Regions from separate parts of the Homo sapiens genome. Here region 1 is linked to region 2. A link is an interaction called in ENCODE POLR2A ChIA-PET data of the cell type or tissue named here. Cell type or tissue: PC-3. All regions are shown on one strand.

Region 1 (4,000 bases), 310 kb before region 2:
ATGTGAACTGCCTCCTCAGAGTAGGGTGGGAGGAGAGAACGCGCCAAGCAGCGTGGAGCAGGTCCAACCACGCTGACCTCTTACAGCTGGGTTTAACTCCTGCAGTTACACAGGGCCCTGCGCCTCTGTCTCAGCAGCATCAGAACCGTCTCCTTCAGTGCATGTGACCAGAACCGCCATGCCCAGGGCTGTAGGGATTGCCCGAGTATCAGCACCTCTTAGTGGAGGGGTGTGTGGGTGTGTGTGTGTGTATGTGTTTTATCCTTTTCTGGGTTTTACCTTATTTTACTTTGGGTTTTATGGTGCCCTTTCCAGACCCACACAGTCAACACCTGGTCAGGCAAAAACCAAGTATACCCAGCATTGGGCGACATCGAACAACAGACCTCACGGGGTTTAGCACGCCTGGCAGTGCCAGTGCCCCTCCCCCATCCCCTCAGGGGCAGCGGGAAGTCCTTCTAGTACAGTAATCTCAAGCTTAGTCCCATCAGGGCCACCTGTCACCAACAGGTGTCCAGACATTGGGGAAGGTAGACACCTTAAGGTGTGATTAAGATCCCAAGCCCGTCCAGATACCCCCTACATTGTTCTTGCTGTTGGGTGCTGGCCTCTTCCATTGACCCTGTAGCTGTCACTCTGAACCGAACTGGCAGGGCCCAGGCTGGCCCTGGACAGAGTCCCAGTGTGGCTCTGGACAACCAGGAACCAGACTGTGACCTTCGCAGTGCAGAGAACATGGAGGGGCTTCTGGTGGAGCTGAGAGGGCACAGTTCACCTCTTAACAGTTTTACAAGTCCATGAAAAAGTATGAGTGTGCGCAGGTCCTTCAAGGTCAAGGACACGAGCAACCCTCCACCTCCCATTAAATCTGAAAACTTGGCAACCTCCAATTCCACTATCAAAAGAAACGGCCGTGTCTTCCCTTGGGGTGGCCGGGCCAGGCTGGATTAGCGACGCAGACGGGGAGAAAGGAGCCGGAGAGGAAGCTCCGCGATCCCGGCGCGGCCCAGCAAAAGCACACTGGCACGCCGAGCCAGAAATCGCCCGCGGATGCCTCTTCCCCCAGCTCATCACAAACCAGATCCAGTCGACAGCACAATCCAAACAGAAGAGGGAATCAGAATGTACATGTTTTGTTTGCCGTGGCAGGAGAACTGTTGAGCAGAGGAAAAAAACAAGCTGAGCTTAGCGCTATCAGCTGTTTCCTGGGGCTCTCTCCTTCCTTCCTCCGAGGGGGGCCTGGCCGCTTTGTTCTCGTTCCCAGCTGCTCCTCTGCGCCTTTAAGCAGTGGCCTTTGCAGACCTCGGAGGAATGCGGCCCTGGGACCCCAGGGGACTTAGCTCGAGGCTCCGCCCGCCCCGCATGCTCGGCCCCAGGCCGCAGAATCAGGAGCGCCGCAGTGTCGCGCGGAGGCCGCTCCTGCCCCTGGCTTCTCAGGGCTCGCTTTCTGCCGCCACTTCCTGGGCGGGGAGGGCGCATCCCATCAGAGGCGGCTTCCTGCTCTCCCTGACACCCCTGGAAGGACACCCATTTCACAGAGCCCACACAGGGAGCCCAAAAGAGGGGTCGTCACAATAACACTTTTTGCAGGCATAGAGTCTGGGGTGAAATGGCTCCCACACTGGCGTTGGTTTGCTGTAGTTCAGATCCCAGCTCTACCAGTTATAAGCCGGTCACCCACAGCCGCTTACTCAACCCCTCTGAGCCTCAACAGTTCTTGCCTTATGGGACTGTGACGAAGATTAAAACGATAAAACAGATTGGGTGTCGACCCAAAACCTGGCGCACAGCAGGCCTGCTACCACAGTATGTATTAGCGGCTGTTGTTACCATGCCTGGGTTCTGGTTGTCTCAGGCAGGACAGCTACACAAGACTCCATCAGACTGAAAGGCAGGGCCTGGCACATGGTCAGAGATCAATAGTTCCCGTTCTTTCACTTGAGCGTGTTCTTCAGTGGTTTCATGTGCTATGAATCTCTCTGGCAGCAGGCTGAGGCATACTTTCCACGGTGCCTCTAAGATGCTCAGAAGAAAACCACAAATGAAACCCCACACAGCTGTGAGGAAGCAAGACAACTGTGAGTGTCTGCTTGGCTCAACCCAGATGCAAGCTGCTCACCCACTGCCCACTGCTGCAGCCTTGGGGTCCCGCTGGCTCCCTGTGCCTCGCAGAGAACAAAGCACAGCTGCAGAGGTCACCTGAGCAACTACAGTGCCTGTCAGGTGAGGCAGAAACAATTGCAACAGCGGGGATTGTGACTGAAGGTCTGGAGCTTCTTGTACAATCATTTCTTGAGTGCCTACCAAGTGGCTGACCCTCGGCTAGGCATTTATCTACTTTGTTTCTTAATCTTCTCATCAACGCTAAAGGCAGGCAGTATTAAGCAGGCTCAGAGAAGCAGTCTGACTTGTGTAAGATCATGTGCAGGGCTGTGGCCAACCCATGAGTACATTTGTGCCAATTAGAAGGCACTCCAAATGTCTTGGTGCGTGGAGCAAACCAGCCTCCCATGTGACGTCAGCCCCCACTCTCCCATGCAGGGAGTCAGCCTGCACATCTGTACACAGCAGCCAGAGTAAGTGGCAGAACCAGGATTCAAATGCTCAAGCTCCTTTCTCCTTGACCTGCAGGACTATATTTCATCAGCTGCGCATGATCTAAATGAATGCTCTGAGCTTCTAACATGTGTCTATATTAGATTAGATGACACGGCAACCATTAGGTCCCTGAACTGTATCATGTCACATGACAGCCCCCTCCTGCCGCATCCTGCAGACCCCCTGGCCCAGCCTCTCCTTATTCCCGTGACTCCATTAGACAATGTGCAAGCCCACAGTTCCCTGAGTCCTCTGCTTCCCTCCCAGCCTTTCTGTGCTCATTCTAACTCCTTCTCTTTGATGTAATTCCAAGGCTATTTTTTTTTTTTAACATAGAGCAGAGTCTCGCTTTGTTGCCCAGGCTGGTCTCCATCTGCTAGGCTCAAGTAATCCTTGTGCCTTGGCCTCCCAAAATGCTGAGATTACAGGCATTAGCCACCACACCTGGCCCCAAGATTGATTTTGTCACTTCCCTGCTAAAAACCTTTCATCGGTTCCCCAGCACCCTTGCCAATAGGTTCAAACTCCCCTTGTGCAACTCCTCCAGCCCCTAGGGCCTGGTGTCTGCTAAACTCTCTAGTTGTATCGTTAGTCACCCCTCCCACCTCATGACTCCACACTGCAGCCAGCTGCAAAGCCACTCTGTTCTGCGACTGAGCCTCAGGCCTTGTGCTGCGAGGCCTTTATGCCAGGGTTTTCAAGTGTGGCACTGTGGATGTTGTGGGCTGAATATGCTTTGTGTTGGGGGCTGTGCTATTCATTGTAAGATGTTTGGCAGTATCCCTGCCTCTACCCACTAGATGCTGGTAGCAGTTCCCCAGTCATGACAACCAAAACTGTCTCCAGACATTGCCAAGTATCCCCAGGAAGTTTGGCACAATCACCCGCCATTGAGGACTATTGAGCTCTGCTGATCCCTTTACCTAGCGCATGCTCCTTCCTCTTTACCTGTCTGGCTTCATGTCTTTTAAGTCTTAGCTTGGTTGTCCCTTCCCCTTGGAAGCCCTTCCTGACCCTGTGACTCCAGGTCCTCATGTTGGGCTGGGTGCCCTTCCTATGTACCCAGCTCAGACAACCCTGATCACACCGTATTATCACTGCCCATGTCCTTGTCCATCCCTTTCCTCTCCTGGAACTTCATGAAGGCAGGCATTTGTTTGCCTGGTTCCCTGTTTAGTATTCAGGGTCTTTGTTTGCCTGGTTCCCTGTTTAGTACTCAGGGTCTAAGTCTGTGCTTGTGACACAGCCTTATCTAACAAATCATTCTTGACACCCCATCTCCCTTAACCCCGTATCCAAACCATCACTGAGGCCTATTCACTCTGAAATATTATATCGCCCCAATTCATCCACTGCGTTCTGTCTCCACTACTCCCTCTGTGGTCTGAGCCCCATCACCTCT
Region 2 (4,000 bases):
AACTGACCTCATGCTTTTGACTGGAACTCTGGTAATAAGTCCCCCATCCCTCTCATTCCTCCTACATACCACTTAAATTAACTTTCCTAACAAAAAAAATGGAGCTTATCAGTTGCCTGCTCAAGAGGACATCAGTGGCTTCATTTATCCCTTCAGCCAGCTAGCAAGAGCACACTACAGGTAATGAACAATGCTAGAAATGACTAAAGTTCAAATTCTTCAGCCAAGAGTTGGAACTGGATCCAGCGTACCTGACTCCTCTGATCTCCAGCCACACTGAGCCCCTTTTCTCACCAGCCTGATTCTGGCCTTCCTCCTGCTTGGCCAAGCGATGCCTCATCCATCTATTTCTTTCTCCAATAAACAGAGAAATTATTTGAACCTTTGGACAAATGTATCCATGGATAAAGTATCAATGTACAAATGGACAAATGTATCCAATGGACAAACGTATCCAATGGACAAAGTATCAATATCTTTGTCCATTAGTGTCAAAATCTTCTAACTTCCCTTCCTTTTCACTAGCTTAACCCCAAGTGCATAACTCTGTTACTAAATGGTCACTAAAGGTATGAAAACAATTTTACATAAAGGGACACTCCACTTTTTTGTTCTTCCAGACAGTCTTCCTTTTGCAGATTTCGGACTTATACCGTTTCACTAAAATCCCCAAACTCCATTGCTTTTTCATCCGAAGTCACTTCTAATTATTCTGTTTTTACTGATACTTGCCTACTTTGAAGAGATCTTGGGTAATGTCAATGTTTCCTTAATATAAAATATTTGGAAAATAAAGTTTTCTTTCTTTCTTTCTTTTCTTTTTTTTTTTTTTAAGATGGAGTCTTGCTCTGTTGCCCAGGCTGGAATGCAGTGGCGCGATCTCGGCTCACTGCAAGCTCCGCCTCCCGGGTTCATGCCATCCTCCTGCCTCAGCCTTCCTAGTAGCTGGGACTACAGGCGCCCGCCACTGCGCCCGGCTAATTTTTTTTGTGTTTTTAGTAGAGACGTGGTTTCACTGTGGTCTTGATCTCCTGACCTCGTGATCCACCAGCCTCAGCCTCCTAAAGTGCTGGGATTACAGGCGTGAGCCACCGCGCCCGGCCGAAAATAAAGTTTTCTAAAGACTAACAAGACATACAGTATAATTACGAGAAGGCTGTTACATCTCATTCCCCTTATTGCCCTTGCATTATGTTTTAAATTCATCTAGAGTTCCTCTCTTTTCTTCATGATGTTTAGTAACTGGAACAATATTGCATCATCACAAACTTGAACTTCACTTCCTTCCTCAAATTATTAATGAATGTGTTTAAAGGCCATCCCTTCTATCCCTACCACTCTTCGTTCTGATGAGCAACCATTCACTACTATGTCTTTTCCTATTTCTTCACCAGTTTTAAACTCATTCAGTCATTTCAACCCATACATTGGCTTGCTTTATGGCAGATGATGTAGGAAAACTACATTGTCTCTTAATAAGAAGACTATAACCTGCAGCTAGAAACTAATTCCATAACTTGTCTGTTACGGCATATTTTTGAATCAGCACCCACCAACCTATAACATGGCATTGTAAGGGGTTGTCTCCTGGCCTTGAGTTATTTATTACATTTTTTCTGGCGAGTAGGAGGAAGAGAAATGTGCTTTCTTTTTAATATTTAAATGTAGATCATTTTCATAGGGCTGGACACTCATGAGACAGAACTGTTTCTGCCGGACTGGTGGGAAAGCAAGTTCCTTTGATCATTGATGACTTGGTTTCCCCATTTGCCCCATCAGAGTACTGTTTGATGTTAAGCATTATGCACTAATTACATTATTAAAAAAAAATCTCTAAATCCAACTGGCATTTTAAAAAATAAAATTGGAGTGGTAGGAGGTGAGGAGAGACCTTAAATGTTCAGAAAACATACTTTCAACATTTCATTTGAAGACCAAATAAGGCCATTGACAAGGCTGTGTGGACAAAAATGTGGACAAATTTTTACCTTAAAACCTCCAACTCCTTCGGTACAAATATTTTCAAGGCCAGATGTGATGGCTCATGCCTGTAATCCAACAGTCGGTTGTAATACCAACTTTGACAGGAGGATCACCTGAGGCTAGGAGTTCAGGAGCAGCCTGGGCAACACCGTGAGACTCTGTCTCTACAAATATAAATAAATAAATTAGCTGGGCATGGTGGCACGTGCCTGCCTGTACTCCTAGCTAATCAGGAGGCTGAGGTGGGAGGATTGTTTGAGCTCAGGAATTTGAGGCTGCAGTGAGCTATGATCATCCCAGTGCACTCCAGCCTGGGTGACAGAGAGAGACCCTGTCTCTAAAAATAGAATTTTTTTTTTTTCAAATTCTGTCACCTCTTGCAAGAGAACTTTAAAGGCCTGAATATCTGAGCACAATACAGCTGATGCCCTTAGGTCAGTGTGACTTCAGTTATTTCTCAATCCCCCTCCTTTTGAACTATTTTGCCATATCCATTCCATCTGCAGTGCATTCTTGTCATTTTAGTGATAAAACAAAACAATGGGTGTAGGCTGGGCATGGTGACTCATGCCTATAATCCCAGAACTTTCAGAGGCCGAGTTGGGTGGATCACTTGAGCCCAGGAGTTCAAGACGAGCCTGGGCAACATAGTGAGACCCCAAATCTATTAAAAAAACAAATCAAAAAACAAAAACAACAAAAACCCCCAAAACTCAAAACCAACCAAACAAATAAAAACATACAAAACAATAAGTGTAAAAAGAAAACTGGAAATGTTGTGCAGCCATTCACTTGTTTCATTTTCTACTCTGTATTCATTCATAAACAGGACTTTATTGGGTTAGCTTCTTTGCAATTCTTTTGGCTTTTGCCTCATGGTCACAATATGGCTCCTGTACCTCCAAATATCTCAACATCCAATGGCAGGAAGGTGTATTTTTTTTTTTCTAAAATGTCTTTTTCATTACTTTCAGTGGCAAGATCATAGTTACTTTTGCACCAACCTAATATTAGGGAGGAACGCTTTTCCAGGTAGCTTTCCTGTAAATCACCACCATGAGGTATCTTCTTAAGGCTCATTTACAATCACAAGGAATATATAATTTTCTTAGTCTAAGCAACATTGATACCCCTGGGTCTGGGGATGAACCCTCCTTCCCAAAGTACATTGCTACTTGAGACCTGAAGCCTGAACCAAACCAGTGTTTTCTTGTGACACAGAAAGGGGAGCAGTAAGACATGGAGTAGGCAGCCAACTCTGTTCACCATATCAACATACTTATCTTCCAATAATAGTGCCTAAGTTCAAATGAAAATATTTCAATACATTTAATGCCCAATCTTCACCTCCTGACTTTGTCTCACAGAACTGGCCTCTTTTTCCTTTAGGCCATTATGTACCATGTATATAAGAATACACATAATCATTGTAGTGCTCATAACACATTTACTATTCCTGTTTGTTTACCTGTCTGAAACCATCTCAAAGACTGGACAATGTTTTGTCTTTGCCTCCCTAGCGCATAGAAAATATAGAAGAACACAGAAGGCACTTATTAAATGTTTGATAAATGAACGAATGAATGAATGAGCAAATAAATGAGATAATGTGTTCAGAGAAGCTGCTAACAAATGAGCCTAGAATTCTGAATTTAAAATCCACAAGGGAAATCAGAGCAGACCACAGAACCAGCTGGCTGGGTCTGGGCTTTGCAGAAAGCTTAGGTGCAGAGAAAAGGCAATAATAGCTCAGGAGTCAGATAAGGAAGGAGAAAGGGAAAGAGTCAGGGTCTGAGGTTTCCAATCCTCACACTGGGCTGGGGCTGCGTCTGTCACAAGCAGCTCATTTTTGTCAGAGACAGCCAAGGAGAGCAGAAGCTCATCGATCATAATCTGTGTTCTAAACGTAGGCTAGATACAATTTTTTGTGGGTGGTTGTAGAAGCTGGGAAAACTGATTTCAAAGTTGCAAGGTGTTTTCATACTTGTTATTATGACCAAATATCTAGGCAGCATGT

What was found. ChIA-PET counts read pairs that join two places held together with the same protein. Peaks named below come from ENCODE experiments on the same cell type or tissue, not always from the same donor. Only the 100,000 strongest peaks of a DNase experiment are listed, where the experiment ranks them.
Region 1: POLR2A ChIA-PET joins it to region 2 with 5 read pairs; 4 of 35 experiments call an interaction of 5 or more read pairs at or near these places.

What each region holds. Positions count from the first base shown.
Region 1 is chr3:141,794,706-141,798,705 of GRCh38, reverse strand. The region is part of intron 4 of GRK7 (G protein-coupled receptor kinase 7); the gene reads right to left. Among named protein-coding and RNA genes, the nearest start is that of GRK7, 33 kb to the right of the region's middle. RefSeq lists enhancers at 1,027-1,146, 1,817-1,876. In PC-3, no CTCF peak of the experiment used is centred here; no DNase peak of the experiment used is centred here.
Region 2 is chr3:141,480,958-141,484,957 of GRCh38, reverse strand. No RefSeq gene overlaps it. Among named protein-coding and RNA genes, the nearest start is that of RASA2, 4.1 kb to the left of the region's middle. In PC-3, no CTCF peak of the experiment used is centred here; a DNase peak (open chromatin) is centred at 2,497.